Regions from separate parts of the Homo sapiens genome. Here region 1 is linked to region 2. Evidence: chromatin loops called from intact Hi-C (ENCODE). Cell type or tissue: tibial artery. All regions are shown on one strand.

Evidence for each region. Hi-C counts contacts between places; a loop is a spot of excess contacts. Peaks named below come from ENCODE experiments on the same cell type or tissue, not always from the same donor. Only the 100,000 strongest peaks of a DNase experiment are listed, where the experiment ranks them.
Region 1: a loop joins it to region 2, with 12 times the contacts of the local background. A loop is called at or near these places in 10 of 110 quality-filtered maps.

What each region holds. Positions count from the first base shown.
Region 1 is chr4:183,513,325-183,521,324 of GRCh38, reverse strand. No RefSeq gene overlaps it. Among named protein-coding and RNA genes, the nearest start is that of ING2, 12 kb to the right of the region's middle. In tibial artery, no CTCF peak of the experiment used is centred here; no DNase peak of the experiment used is centred here.
Region 2 is chr4:184,544,336-184,552,335 of GRCh38, reverse strand. No RefSeq gene overlaps it. Among named protein-coding and RNA genes, the nearest start is that of LINC02427, 11 kb to the right of the region's middle. In tibial artery, no CTCF peak of the experiment used is centred here; no DNase peak of the experiment used is centred here; H3K27me3 peaks cover 1,257 bases.

The DNA of each region.
Region 1 (8,000 bases), 1.0 Mb after region 2:
TCATAGCTACTGATTTTCCTGAAGACTTCAACTAATTAAGAGATGAAACAAACAGAAAGACAGATTTCCTACTCTCTCACTAAAACATGCTAGAAATGGCAAATTTGGAGCCCCGTCAATGACTCTGCTGGAATTATTACTCTTGGGCAATTAACTACCCCTTTTCTCTAGAGATCTTGTGCCTCATGCACAATTCAGGTTTTAATTCTATCTACAGATGGTATTTGTCCACCCTTAATAGAAAGTTTTGATGGTGGCACTGGTTAAGCAAATCTGACTTTCTGTAAATGCATTTTACAGAAACAATTACTTTAAAATGACAATGGGACTCTCCTAGGAAAACAGTTTAGTTGATCTTTACAGGTTATAAAGCCAAAGGCGCATCATGACGTTAAATTCGAATAAACTTCAGAGCCTGCTGGGAGCACGAGATCGTTGCCTAGGGCCACTTCTCACATCTACTTGACCCTCATGGTAACAATAGAATGTGGCTTGAATTCAGATCCTCTTTATCACTTGCCTTTTATAGTCCTTTCTTTCTCAGAAAGGGACATAAGACGAACAGTGGTCCTTTCTGGGAGTTCCTCTGATCAAATATGAAGGTTACTATCCATGTGTGACTATGAACGTATACGAATTCTACCAATTAAGAAGCCAAACAAGTTAATTTATTTTCAAGGTTGAGCTAGTGGGTTATATAACCCAATTGTATTTGACACACAATTCTTGAACAGTATTGTTACTTGTTGCACCAGATTTGGTTAGGGAGGCTTTAAACACTTATACTTCTCCTCCACCCAATTGAGTAGTACTGTCTAGTAGAAAGAAGATACCAGTCCTTATGCCTGACTGCTGTCTTTAAACAATGGTACAAATGGCACCAAGACCATAGTGCTGGATATGGGAAAGTAGGGAGCTGGGGTATAAGTCCCCCTACAGTAGGATTACTCAGTAGATTTGAATATGATCCATCCTTTCATGGTGTAGTGTAGGGCAACATTTTCAAACCATTTGAAAGGACCCTACTTCCTCAGAATAGTAAGGTATTATGGGGGAAAAGTGGCAGTATTTCTCAGAACCTCTAATATGTATGTGCCTTCTGAATCTCCAAGAGGAAGAATTTTATATGCAAAGTATCCCAGCTTTCTTGGGCCAGTTAGCATTCTAGGATCCACGGAACGCTTTGGGAAACCGTAGTTTGGAACACAGTCTCACCCCAAGCCGAGGGACGTCGCCTAGTTACTACAGGATTCCTCTCCACGTTCTACATGACATGCTTTTGCAAATTATCTTTCACATTCTGCTTAAGTTATCTTTGAATTGTCATATCAATGTCGAAAGTCAGGATGTGGCAGGTCTGAGAAAATGTTAAGGAAACAAGTGGCACTGTGTTTACACTTGGGGATTATTTACGAATGCTTATGTATGGGAAAATTCCTTTCATGGCATAACAGTTGCTTCTCTTGTCCCTTTGGTAGGACAGACCTCAGTGGAGCATAACAAATAAAACAAAGATGTAAGTATCTAGTAAAAACAAAACAAAACAAAATAGTAAACCCTCTACCTTAATCCTGGATGTAAAGTAGTATAAAAATCTACTTTTAGCTACTATTTGCAACTCACTGGACTAGCCACTTGTTGAAATACTTAGGGAGGTACTGCAAACTCTCACACATAAGGTACTTTTTTACAAAAGTGCTTTACAAAGAACCCAGACTCACTCTTGTTAGCTTAAATGGATAAAAGTCTTGTTTTGAGATCTTCAAGTGACATGAAAATAATATAAATTTTTAAAATCAATTCCAGATAATTAGGCATTTAGTCTACTATTAGGAGGGGAAATCTAATTTAAAATAAATTTAATACAGTGAAGACTAAAATAGAAAGAGAATACTTTAGGCCGGGTGAGGTGGCTCACGCCTATAATCCCAGCACTTTGGGAGGCCGAAGGGGGCGGATCACCTGACATCAGGAGTTGGAGACCAGCCTGGCCAACATGGTGAAACCCCATCTCTACTAAAAACACAAAAATTAGCCAGTGTGGTGGTGCATGCCTGTAATCCCAGCTACCTGGGAGGCTGAGGCAGGAGAATTGCTGGAACCCGGAGGTGGAGGTTGCAGTGAGCTGAGATTGTGCCACTGCACTCCAGCCTGGGTGACAGAGCAAGACTTTCTCTAAAAAAAAAAAAAAAAAAAAAAAAAAAATACAAGGCCAGGCACAGTGGCTCATGCCTGTAATCCCTGCACTTTGGGAGCCCGAGGCGGGTGGATCATCTGAGGTCGGGAGTTCAAGACCAGCCTGACCAACATGGAGAAACCCCGTCTCTACTAAAAATACAAAATTAGCCGGGCCTGGTGGTGCATGCCTGTAATCCCAGCTATTCGGGAGGCTGAAGCAGGAGAATCACTTGAACCTGGGAGGCAGAGTTTGCAGTGAGCCAAGATCGTGCCATTGCGCCATTGCACTCCAGCCTAGGCAACAACAGTGAAATTCTATCTCAAAAGAAAAAATAAAAAAATTAGCCAGGCGTGGTGGCACACACCTGTAATTGCAGCTACTTGGGAGGCTGAGGCAGGAGAATTGCTTGAACCTGGGAGGCAGAGGTTGCAATCAGCCAAGATTGCGCCACTGCACTCCAGCCTGCCTGGGAAAGAGTGAGGCTGTCTCAAAAAAAAAAAAAAAAAAAAAGAGAGAGAGAATACTTTAGGTAACTCTAGCTTTTCTCCCTCTCTTAACTGGGCACAGGAAAATGTCCTTATTTCTCACTGGGTAATTAGAAAAGTGCTGGGTTGTCAATTCCACCAAGTTGCACCTTAGTCAGAATTATCCTGAAGTAACAATGACATTGATGAAGAAAATAGTCTACGCAATACTCAAACACTATAAACTCAAAGCCAAAGCTACTGCAAAGTTTTTGCTGTGAAAATTGAATTTCCCAGTCATGATTTTGCTACGGTGCTTTATAATTGCTTAATCTATGAGAATTTACTTTTTTCAAGTTGATGGGAAATGAATGTAACCAAAAAGGAAAATGTGTTCTAAGATTACAGAAGAAAATTTCTGAAATTTGGAAGATGTTATCACATCTCAGGAAGGCACAGAAAAGCAATGGAAGTCTGTCAAAAAGGCTTGAAATTGCTATGTTCTACCATTTCATATAGTTGGTAAACCACATTCTTCTATTAGAATCAAAAAGATTACTTCCCACCAAGGGTATATGATTCCATATTACTAATCTAAAACCTGAACACCTGGAGAGAAAACTAGCCAGCTGGCCTAACATCTGTTTCTGTGTGGGAAGTTTCTAAGATTAGAATACTGTATAAATAAGTTAAGTCCTCTTGTCAAACAAAGCAATTAGATCTTGCTGTTCAAAGCTAGTAGATGGTGAAACACTGCTATCTGACCACAAGAACAGGGGAGAAAAAACAATCCACATATTAAAAAAACCAAAACTGGTTGGGCACGGTGGCTCACACCTGTAATCCCAGCACTTCGGGAGGCTGAGGCAGATGGATCACTTGAGGTCAGGAGTTCGAGACCAGCCTAACATGGAGAAACTCCATCTCTAATAAAAATACAAAATTAGCCGGGTGTGGTGGTGCATGCCTGTAATCCCAGCTACTCGGGAGGCTGAGGCAGGAGAATCACTTGAACCCAGGAGGCGGAGGTTGCGGTGAGCCGAGATCACACCATTGCACTCCAGCCTGGGCAACAAGAGCGAAACTCTGTCTCAAAAAAACCCAAAAAAAACCAAACAAAAAAAACCATACATTGAAGTCAAGCACTAGATACTCTCTTAGAATCTATTTATTCTGAAGCTAGACACAGATTCAACCAAATGCTTTTCCAACACACAACAAACTAAGAGGGATACAAACTACAAGGCAGACAGTTTTAGAAGCAAGGAAGCATGAAAAACATCAAAAGCAGCCAAATTTATTTTAAAAAACACTCGGAAGCAAGTACAGAGGCAAATGGTCCTCCATACTGGAGCAAGATTTAAGAATATCACTGTATAATCACATGGTGTTGAGTCAAAGGATGAATACATTAAATGTTTGTTTGTCCTACTATACGCCAAGAAGAATTTAAGGACATATTTAAGAAGGCAGGAAAATTTTTATCCAATACAATTAAAATCTGAAAGACTACTTTTAGCTCTTATAGGTACACAGCTATCCAAAATACCAAAATATGCTGCTGCAGTAAAAATCTCATTCCTCCTGTGTTTATGACATGGACATGTTGCTTTTATCCAATTTGTAAGGAAATTGGAATTTTTGTTTTGATAATAGAGACTGCTAAATCAAGAACCCACTAGCTAGTGGATAACTGAGGAAATTAGCTGGGTAATTCTAAGGATTTTTCAGGTCTGGAATGCTGGGCCCAAGAGTGATGGTATTGCAAGGCTGGCCCAGGAAACCTCTCTCAGCTCCCAAAGAGATGCACTACCGCCCGGCTCAGGCCTGTAATCCCAGCACTTTGGGAGGCCAAGTGGGGGGCAGGGGGGCGGGGCGGATCGCTTGAGGCCAGGAGTTCAAGACCAGCCTGGTCAACATGGTGAAATTCTGTCTGTACAAAAAATATAAAAATTAGCCAGGCATGGTGGTACACGCCTGTGATCCCAGCTACTTGTGAGGCTGAGGCAGGAGAATTGCTTGAACCTGGGAGGCGGAGGTTGCCATGAGCCAAGATCGCACAACTGCACTCCAGCCTGGGTGACAAAGCAAGACTCCGTGTAAAAAAAAAAAAAAAGAGAGATGCACTGAGGAGGTGCCATTTTTAATCCTCAGATGAAAAAAGAGGTAAGACTAGAAACTCCTTTGGGGTCAGGATAATGTCACTCTAGTACCGATATAGACAATGTTGGCAAATACCTTATGAGGTTTACAGAAACCTTAATTAAGAGGCAACATCCATCTGCATGCAGCTAGACAAGTGCTGTTAAACTAAGAAATGTTAATATTGTTTTATACTGATAGTCAAGGAACTGCACTGGTTAACCTTTTGTTAAAAGTGTTTTCCAGAGTAGGATGGTAAGGTAAGTACTCAAGAAAAGTCTCAAAATCCATTTGATCACATCATGCAGAAAGACTCAATTTGGTGTTTACGTGTCTTTTACCCTTACCTAACGTTACTTACTTATCACACCTTTTAATTAAAAAAAGGATAGACTTTGGGCTCTCTTCACTGGCCATACTGCATAGCTAGTGTTTAATAACACTGTTTTTATTACATTTTAAGGTAGTCTTCTAGTTGCAGAAAGTGATACTAATTTTCCATTTGCCAAAGTGATATGCTTCCTTTTTAAAATAAATTTACATCAAACAGTGAGTTGACTTTAAAAGTACTAAGCACATAGTAGTTTTAAATATAAAATTAGAATGGTGTGCAGAAATGGCAAAATCCATCAAGATCTGTCTGTGGTGTCTGAAGTTTAGAAAGCCCTGCTTTAAAGTGTACTTACAACGCACGTGAATTAAAGCTGTTATTTTATAAACTACCCAATTAGTAAGTTTGTGACCAGGAGACCTCTTTCCTCGGACTAATGTTAAGACATGAATAACAGCCACACTTTTAGGTAACCATATATTAAATCAGCCATTTTCCAGCTGAACAAACTGCAGGCCAAAGAGGACAAGTGACCTGTCCAAGATCACAGGTTGAGTCCACATCTCTGGAATCTTGGTCCAGACCACTTCCCTCGCATTGAAATAGGAGACGATGAAGGAGCTGTGGTTTCTCTGATTGATGTAGTTTAGGCAATATAGTAAAGGAAGTCCCAAAATAACTAACTTCACTTAAAATGTATTTTGAACAACATAAAACTACTAAGTACTTGATTCAGACAGCGCTGAAGAGCCGTCTAGCCGTCTAGCTTACTTACATTAACTGCTCCTTGAAAATTTGCTCCTTCCATTTCAGGAGGGGGAATGAGGACAGAACCCCAGAGGAAGCCACCTAATAGGTATATGAAAAGGACTGGGGAGATGCAATTTTTCTGGTGTACTGTAGAGATTTCGAAAATTTGTTATTTTTTGTTTATTTTTTCATGTCTGCATCCAGGCAACAAAATGAGTAGTCAGCTCATGTGAAGTTTTGACCCAAACCTGCAGCTTGGCCACAGTCCTGGCATTCCGGGGCCATTCACTCTCCTACTCTCCCAGGTGATGCTCCACACCTCTCATTCCTACAGACTTGCAACTCCCTTCCCCATCACTTCCTCAGCTGGGAAAGTGGAAGCTATCATTTTCCCAATAACAAAGTTAGCAACCTACCTGCATATACGCCCCATTCACTCCAGAATCTAAGCTCCACAAGGTTACAGATTGTCTCATTTTGGTCACTGCTTTATCCCCAGTACAAACGATGCCTTGCAAATAGGTGCACAATAAATATTTGAGTAAGTGAATAAAAGTGCTGCCCTCCCTGTGGACATGGACAAGGCACTGCCTCTTCTGCCTACTGAGACCAGCCTCTCCTGAGTCCTGCATCCCACTCCGTCTTGCCTATTCAGTTTCCCCATCAACAGCATTCACTTGCCCCTCCTAACGGGATTCCTCCAGCATATAGTCAATCATGCCATACTATTTCCCGAATAGCTTAAGTCCTCCCTTAGCTCACCTCCGCCTCAGTTATAACCCATCTCTGTTCCCCTTTGCAAGGCTTGTCTGCAGTTGCCATCTCTATTTCAGTCCCCTTCTGCTCACAATCCAGACTCCAAACGTGCAGCTTGTTAACGACAATCCCCCCAATCTAACAGTTAGTTGTGTTCATCTTCCTTCAACAGCACCTGAATGAGCCGACGACTCCCTTCTTGAAACACTTTATTTCACATCACGGAGAGCTCTCCTCAGGTTCCTTTGCTGGCTCCTCCCCATTTTAGATGTTGGAGTGACACAGGGCTGACCCTCTCTCCTCCCCATCTACTTGGTTGCTACTCAAAATGCGGGCCCCGGCCCAGCGGCATCAGCATCACTGAGAAGCTTGCTAGAAATGCAGACCCTCGGGCCCCACGTCAGATCTCCTGAAGCAGAATCTGGATCTTAACCAAACATGCTTATTAACATTTGAGAAGCTCTAATTTCCTGAGTAATTTCAGTCACATGGCTTCAAATGCCATAGAGATGACTCTCCAAAATGTTCACCTCCTATTACCCTAACGGTCATATGCCGGGTTCCATGCTGGATTCTACTGGAAATCTATTAGGCATCTCAAACCTAAGTGCAAACCATAAATTTTTATTCTTTTTCCCCCTTCAGGCCAAAAACCCGAGTCACCCTTGTCATCTCTTTGCCTTCCAATCCCTGGGCCAAAGTTATGTTGGCTGTACCTTTAGTACACAGAGTCCTACCACTAGCCACTACTGCTGCTGCTACCACCCTAGGCTAAGCCACCAACACTCGATGTGAAGACTTCTGAGTTGCTATTAAATCTTCTGAGTTGCTTCTCCTAAATCTATTTTCACCCAGGTTCCCTATAATATTGTATACACAGTATCCAGAGTGACCTTTATGTCAGACCATGGCTCAAACCCCTCAATGGCTTCCCAAGTTTCCTACCATGGCTTCCAAGAGTCCCCAGTTCCCAGCCCCTTGTACACTGTGCTCTAATGCCCTGCTTTAGTCAACCTGCCAAGCTTGTTCCCTCCTCCCTCCCTCAAATCTTTGCCTGCCTTATTTCTGCTCTTAGCTCTAAGGATTACTTCCTTAGGGACACCTTTTTAAATTACCATAAATAAAAGACTTGCCACCCCCCCTTCCATTCATTTCCAGCCCTTTACTCAGTTTTCCTTTCACTTTAGCAATTTACCTGACATTTTATGTATCTGACTCCTCCACTAGAATGTATCGTCCACAAGCAGGGATATTTCCTTTTTACACCACAACTGCTTAAAACGGTGCCTGGCACATTAATTAGCACTCAGATGTTGAGTATTCAGGCACTGGTGGTGGAGCCACTGGGGGCAGGAGATACTCTCATGTGTGTATAAGC
Region 2 (8,000 bases):
ACACCAAAAGCATGGGCAACAAAAGAAAAAGATAAGTAAACTGGACTTCATCAAAATTTAAAACTTTTGTGCAATCAAAGGACAACCTGCAGAATGGAAGGAAATATTTCAAATAATATATTTGATAAGGGATCAATATCCAGAATATATAAAGAATTCCTACAACTCAACAATAAATAAACAACCCAATTAAAAAATATTCAAAGGACTTACGTAGACATTTTCCCAAAGAAGATATACAAATGGCCATCAAGCACATAAAAGATGCTCAACATCACTGATTACTAAGGAAATCAAAACCACAATAAGATACTACTTCATACCCATTAAGATGGCAATTATCAAAAAAAACAGGAAATATACATTTTGGTGAGGATGTAGCCAAATCAGAACTCCTGTGCATTGCTGGTGGACTCTACGGTGGTATAGTCATGGTGGAAAAAGAGTACAGTGGCTCCTAAAAAAATTGGAACATAGAATTACCCTGTGAGTCATCAAGTCCACTTCTGGGTTTAAACCCATAAGAATTGAAAGCAGGGACTTCAACAGATATTTGCAAATTCACTTGCATAGCAGCATTATTCATGATAGCCAAAAGGTGGAAGCATTCATTGACAGAGGAATGGATAAACAAAATGTGGTACAGACATACAGTGGAATATTACTTAGCCTTAAAAAGAGACATTCTGACACATGCTACGATATGGATGAGCCTTGACATAAGGCTAAGTGAAAGAAGCTGGATACAAAAAACACTGCATGATTCCACTTATATGAGATATCTAGAATGTCATTTTCATAGAAACCAGAAGTAGAATGATGGTTCCCAGGTACTGGGAGGATAGAGTAATGAAGAGCTATTGTTTAATGGGTACAGAGTTTCAGTTTGGGAAGTTGAAAAGGAAAAAGCTCTAGAGATGATGGATGGTGGTGACGGTTGTACAATCAGGTGATTGTATTTAGTGACGCTGAACTATGCACTTAGAAATCGTTAAAATGGCAAATTTTATGCTATGTATGTTTTTCCACAATAAAAATTAAAAGCTTTTTTAAAATTAAAAGCTTTAGAAGAATTAATTAAAATAAAAGTAATTAAAGCTATTTTAAAATTAAAGCTAAAATGAATTCTTCCTCAATCCCAATAACTATGTGCCAGAAGTGCTATTTCTGCTCTGATTATTCTACCTACTGTGAGTATCCATGTGTGACTTTTTGGCTAGTTCATAAAATAAACTTGAATGAGCATTAATTTTTTCTAATACTCTTCCTCTATCCACAAGCTACATTCTACACCCTGCAACTTGCAGACCACACGTGCTACAGATGAATCATTTTTCTGCTCCCTCTCCTAATTCCCTCTAGTATTGGTGTTTTATATACTACCTCCTGCTGCTCTAGGTCCAATCTCTGTGCAGTTTGATGTCTTGGTATTGGTAACTCTTGACCTGGGTAAGCAAAAAACACAGTGAAATTGATGTTTTGTCTTTGGAGATTACCCTGGGATAGGAGCATCTTTGGGTGGTCCATCCATCTTCATTCATTCCTGTTAAAAATGTTAACAAGTGTTTTCTGGCTTAGGACTTTAAAGAAGGAGAATTTTATTAATTTATCAGCTGAATCGGCATTTCAGCGGCTTATGAAGCATTTGCCATTGTTTGGGGTTACAGTGATGATAACATGAAACACTTAATGAAAAACTTTCACAAAACCTGGTCTCTTTCCAACAGCTTAGCTATGTGAGAAGAGCTTTTGTAACATGACAACTCTAAAAATAAAACCGTTTTCAAGTTAAAGCTGTCCTTCCAGTTGCTGTTTCAAACTTTATCCCAAGAACTGAGGTACCATTCAGTAAAAGGCAACTCAACAATAAGGCTAAGTACTTGTTTTATGTTTTCTCGTGATGAATTTATTTCTTGTCTTTGAGTTTACAATGACAGCTATAAAAGTGATTGTCAATAATATTAGTATAATTTAATTTCTAATAGAATGAGTTTTCTATGTATGTGTTAGAGCTACGATATTCTTTTTTTTTTTTTTTTTTTGGAGATGGAGTCTCACCCTGTCACCTCGGCTCAATGCAACCTCCACCTCCTGGGCTCAAATGGTTCCCCTTGCTCAGCCTCCCAAGTAGCTGGGATTACAGGCGCCCGCCACCACACCCATTTAATTTGTGTATTTTTAGTAGAGACAGAGTTTCACCATGTTGGCCAGGCTGGTCTCGAACTCCTGACCTCGTGATTTGCCTGCCTCAGCCTCCCAAAGTGTTGTGATTACAGGTGTGAGCCACCATGCCTGGCTGTAATCCTCTTGCCTCAGCCTCCCGAGTAGCTGGAATTACAGGTGTGTGCCACCACACCCAGCTAATTTTTGTATTTTTAGTGGAGACGGGGTTTCACCATGTTGGCCAGGATGGTCTCTCTCTCAACATGGTGATCTGCTTGCCTCAGCCTCCCAAAGTACTGGGATTACAGGCGTGAGCCACTGCACCTGGCTGATATTCTTAATAATATCAGAATTTGTTTTGTGCTCTATGATGATGATACTAGTGAACTGTATTCTCAGCAATATTTTGCAATGCCTCACACTATTAATACACTTATTTGTGTTTTTGGCTGGGTGCGGTGGCTCACATCTGTAATCTCAGCACTTTTGGAGTCTGAGACAGGTGGATCACTCAAGCTCAGGAGTTCGAGACCAGCCTGAGCAACATGGCGAAAGCCCATCTCTACTAAAAATACAAAAATTAGCCAAGTGCGGTGGTGCATGCCTCTAGTCCCAGCTACTTGGGAGGCTGAGGTGGGAGGATCACTTGAGCCTAGAGGTGAAGGCTGCAGTGAACCGAGATTGCGCCACTGCACTCCAGCCTGGGCGACAGAGCTGGACCCTGTCTCAGGAAAAAAAAAAACAAAAAATCAACTATGTGCCATGCACTGGGAAGACAAAAAGATAAAATCACTCCTGCATTTAAGAGGCTCACCTCTCTCAGAGGGAAAAAATAGAAACAATGAGAGGTAATGACTATGTACAATGGGAGTGAGACAGCAATCTCCAACCGGCCTGTGCACCGGGGTGGACCCTCGGCAAGTTCACGCCCTTCGCACTGGGGAGGAGCCCGGCCCCACCTCTTTCTGGGTGGAATCTAGGATTCAAATTGGCAGACAGGAAGGGCACCAGCAGGGACTCTGGCTTCGCAGAGGGTCCCTTTTCCTCCCTTTTTTCCTTTTCACCCAATAAAACCCTGCTTTACTCACCCTTCAAACCGTCTGCAAGCCTACATTTTCGTGGCCGTGGGACGGACAAGGACCCCGTGGTTGGCTGAACTAAGGGAAAGTCCTGTAACAGGAACAGGGAAGGAGGTCTGCTGAGGGTCCGGAGATCTTGCAGCTGAACTAAGGGAAAGTCCTGCAACAGGAGCATGGAGGGAGGTCTCTGCTGAGGGTCCGGAGATCTTGCACAAGAGGCAGGGCTTCAGGTCAGACTTGCAGGATGAGTAGGTGATGGGCAGGGGCGTGGGAGTGGGGAGGGGAGGAAGTGGAAACAGCCCGGATCCAGGAAAGAGGCAGAAGGCAAATGCCAGGAAAACGCACATCATTCCCTGGAGCTGGAGGGAGAAGACCAGCACACAAGAGCCGGAGAGTACAAATAGGAGACGAAACGTGTGCTGGATCCTGGTCACAAAGGAGCTGCTGTTCCCTTCGAAGGAGGGGACACTACCTTGAAAAGCTACAGAGGGATTTCAAGCAGAGAAGAGCTGCAACCTGATGTGTCAATCTGAAGAGCACTCTTTGTCATTTATGAGTAAGGAAACGTTGGAACTTTAAGAGACACAGAGCGACGTCTGCATACTTCCTTTTGTATGGCAACTTCCTGTATTAAGGGTGAGAAACCCTTAATACAGATTCTCATGATTATGTGTATTGTGAGGTGGTATTGGGGTTCTCAAAGGAGAGGGTTATTCCTGGTTGTTAGTTGTTTTTTAAATTTTTGTTTCTTTTAAAATTATTTGTTTTGGGGCCGGGCGCGGTGGCTCACGCCTGTAATCCCAGCACTTTGGGAGGCCGAGGCGGGCGGATCATGAGGTCAGGAGATCGAGACCATCCTGGCTAACACGGTGAAACCCCGTCTCTACTAAAAATACAAAAAATTAGCCGGGCGTGGTGGCGGGCGCCTGTAGTCCCAGCTACTCGGGAGGCTGAGGCAGGAGAATGGCGTGAACCCGGGAGGCGGAGCTTGCAGTGAGCCGAGATGGCGCCACTGCACTCCAGCCTGGGAGACAGAGCCAGACTCCGTCTCAAAAAAAAAAAAAATTTGTTTTGGTTTTTCTGTTTTTTGTTTGTTGCTGGTTTTTTAGAGGTGGGTCTCACTATGTTGCCCAGGCTGGTCTGGAATTCCTGGGCTCAAGCCATCCTCCCCACTCAGACTCCCGAGTAGCTGGGACCACAGGTGCACACCATTGCTCCTGGCTTTGGTGCTGCTTTTTATTAAGGGGATTTTCAAGTGTATACAAAATCAGACAAAACTGAATAATGTACGCTTATGTCCCCCTCACCACTCTCAACAACCAGCATCCTCTGGCCTTTACACTGGAAACTGTAAAGATAAAGTCTCCTCAGCATTGTTTAGAATTATGACAGATGAAATCTCTCAGGCAGTTCCCTGGTAATTAGATAAAATAAACTCTGCATTTCCCTGGTAATCAGATGACCACCCCCGGCTACCAACAGCCCCACCCGAGTACTACTTCCTAGAGTACTGTACTTGCCCTGGGCTAGGCAAAGCTGGGCTTCCAGAGCCTGTCAAAACAGTGGGCGCGACAGACTTCCTCAGAAATGCTCTGTGTTCTGCCTTGATCTTTCACATTTGTTGCTTCCTCTCAACACTGAACGTTTGCTTGGGTCAGGGGTGAATAAACCATGGGTGAATTCAGGCCTCAAACTCCTTGGGAGGAAGCAGAGTTCATGCCAGACAGAAAGGAGGCGGGGGTTCCCCCAGTTCAAGGTGCACACAGCTGGGACCTGGGGTACACAGCACCTCCTTCACTCCTCTGCCGTCTCCGCAGTCGGACCTGGCCAAGAGGACTCTGCACTCTGCACTCAGCCTCCTGATTCAAAACTCCACATAGGGAGTGGCCAGCATAGCTTGATTACTGTCTATTGAGTGTTCATCATATGCCAGGTATTGTGTCAACGCTGTCAATCCTCATAATTGCCCTTTGAGTTAAGTCTTCTTAACACCTTTACACAGATGGGGAAACTGAGGCTTTAGAGTTTAAGCAGTTTGTCCCAAGCTACATAGACTGTAAGTGGCAGAGCTAGAATTTGAACCCAGGTCTGACTGACTTCAAAGCCCAATACCTATTTGGTGGATGGAAACGAGAGGTTCATTGGCTGAGCGTGGTGGCTCATGCCTGTAATCCCAGCACTTCGGGAGGCCAAGGCAGGCAGATCATGAGGTCAGGAGATCAAGACCATCCTGGCTAATGCGGTGAAACCCCGTTTCTACTAAAAATACAAAAATTAGCCGGGCGTGGTGGCACACACCTGTAGTCCCAGCTACTCAGGAGGCTGAGGCAGGAGAATTGCTTGAACCCGGGAGGTGGAGGTTGCAGTGAGCTGAGATCATGCCATTGCACTCCCACCTGGGCAACAGAGCAAGACTCCGTCTCAAAAAAAAAAAAAAAAAAAAAAGATGAGAGGTTCAGCAGAAAGACCACAGTGTCCTGACACTACTATTTGTGTGCAGTTTCATTGTGTGTTTGTCTGTCTTGATCCAGGCTATTTCAATGCTGAGTGGCTTTAAAACTCCCAGCTGAAACCATGTACATACACATGGGAATTCGTCTCAACAGTGCAACTGGAACTGTATTTCTGCATGTTGTCATTGATATTTGAATAGTCATCCGGCAGGTTTGCATTCATGATCTCATTTGTGTCTCTGGAACTGAATTAGGTTAATGTATTCCTGGAACCCAACATGGAGACTTTAAAAGGTAAAATGCATACAAAATAGGACAATGTCCATTGATGATAATTCTACACCAAAGATTTTCAGTCAAACCTATGTCAGATTCTTCTCTGGACAAACTCAGAACTCTCCATGCCTTAGATTAGCAGCCTTCCGTTCTGCCCTGTGCTGGAACACCCTGGCTCATGAGAACAGGAGCACGCAGGATCCCAGCCCTGCATTCAGGGGAGTCATGTTACTTGGCCAAGATGGATGGGTTGAGCATCCCCTATCTGAGACGCTTGGGACCAGAAGTGTTTTGGATTTTGGACTTTGGAATATTTGCATATGCATAATGAGAGATCTTGGGATGGTACCCATGTCTAAACACAAATTCCTTTATGTTTCACGTACACCTTCTAAACAGAGACTCAAGCGTCATTTTATGCAATATTTTTAGTAATTTCATGCATGAAACCAAGTTTTTTAAAAATTATTTTTACTTTTATAGATTTGGGAGCTACAACTGTAGTTACCTTACATGGCTATATAGCATAGTGGTGAAATGTGGGCTTTTAGAGAAACCCTCACTAGATGAGTGCATGTTGTCCCTAATAGGTGATTCTTTGTCTCTCACCCTGCCTACCCTCCTACCTTTTTGAGTCTCTGATGTCTATTATCCCACTCTCTATGTCCATGTGTACATGTTATTTAGCTCGCACTTAGAAGTGAGAACATGTGATATTTGACTTTCTGTTTCTGTTATATTTCACTTAAGATAGCAGCCTCCAGTTCTATCCATGCTGCTGCAAGAGACATGATTTCATTCTTTTTTATGGCTGACTAGTATTCCATGGAGTATACATCACATTTTCTTCACTCAATCCTCCACTGATCAACACTTAGGTTGATTCTCTATGTTTGCTATTGTGCATTGATTGCATTTTGACTGCGACTCATCCCATGAGGGTGGGTGTGAAATTTTCCACTTGTATCATGTTGGCACTCAAAAAGTTTCAGATTCTGGAACATTTTGGATTTTGGATGTTCGGAATAGAGATACTCAACCTCTATTTACACCATGTGTATTAGTTTCCTAGGCTACCATGGCAAAGTACCACAAAGTGTGTGGCTTTAAACAATAGAAATGTATTCTCTTCTAGTTCTGGAGGCCAGAAATCTGGAACCGGGGTCAGCAGAGCTATGTTTCCTCTGAGATCCTGGGTAGAAGTCTTCTTTACCTCTTCCTAGCTTCTGATGGGGGCGTCAATCCCTGCCACTCCTTGGTTTGCAGACATGTTGCTCTAATCTCCACCTCCAGAGTCACGTGGCATTCTTGGTGGGTGTGTCTGTCTGTGTCTCTTCTCCTCCTCTTATAAGGACACTAGTTGTATTAAGAGCCCATCCCACTCCAGTATGACCTCATTTTAACTAATTATATCTGCAATTACCCTATTTCCAAATAAGGCCACATTCTGAGCTTCTGGGAGTTAAGATTTCAACATATCTTTTTGAGGACACAATTCAAATTATAACACTATGGAAATCAGCAAACACTACAAATCAGGGCTTTAAGAAAAATAATTAAAATGTAGAATTTTTTAGAATTGGTTTCCAACACATCAGTGTGTTTGTCTGTCATATGACATCAGGACAGGGCCACTCACCTCAAATATCACTTTTCCATGGGAATTTTTCATCATAAATTTCCACATACTCCAAATGGACTATATGCTGTCTGTCAGAGTAAGATTTAAAGGTGACAACATGCTAGTTAGGATTTACCAGCCATTTCTCAGCCTTTTAAACATTTCTTATATGTGTTTCCACTATAGAAAACTTTAAAAATATGGAAGAGTAGAAAGAGAAGTTTAAAAAATTCATTCATAGTTTCATCATCCAAGGAGAGAGCTATTAATAATCCTTGAAAAATTTTCTTCAAAAATATTTTTGGAACTTTTTCTCACTTTTTCTTTTGCCATTTATATTTTTTCTTTTGTGATTAACCTGTTTGAGAACTTTGGCTTTTTTTCCTAATGCTTTTTATTATATATATA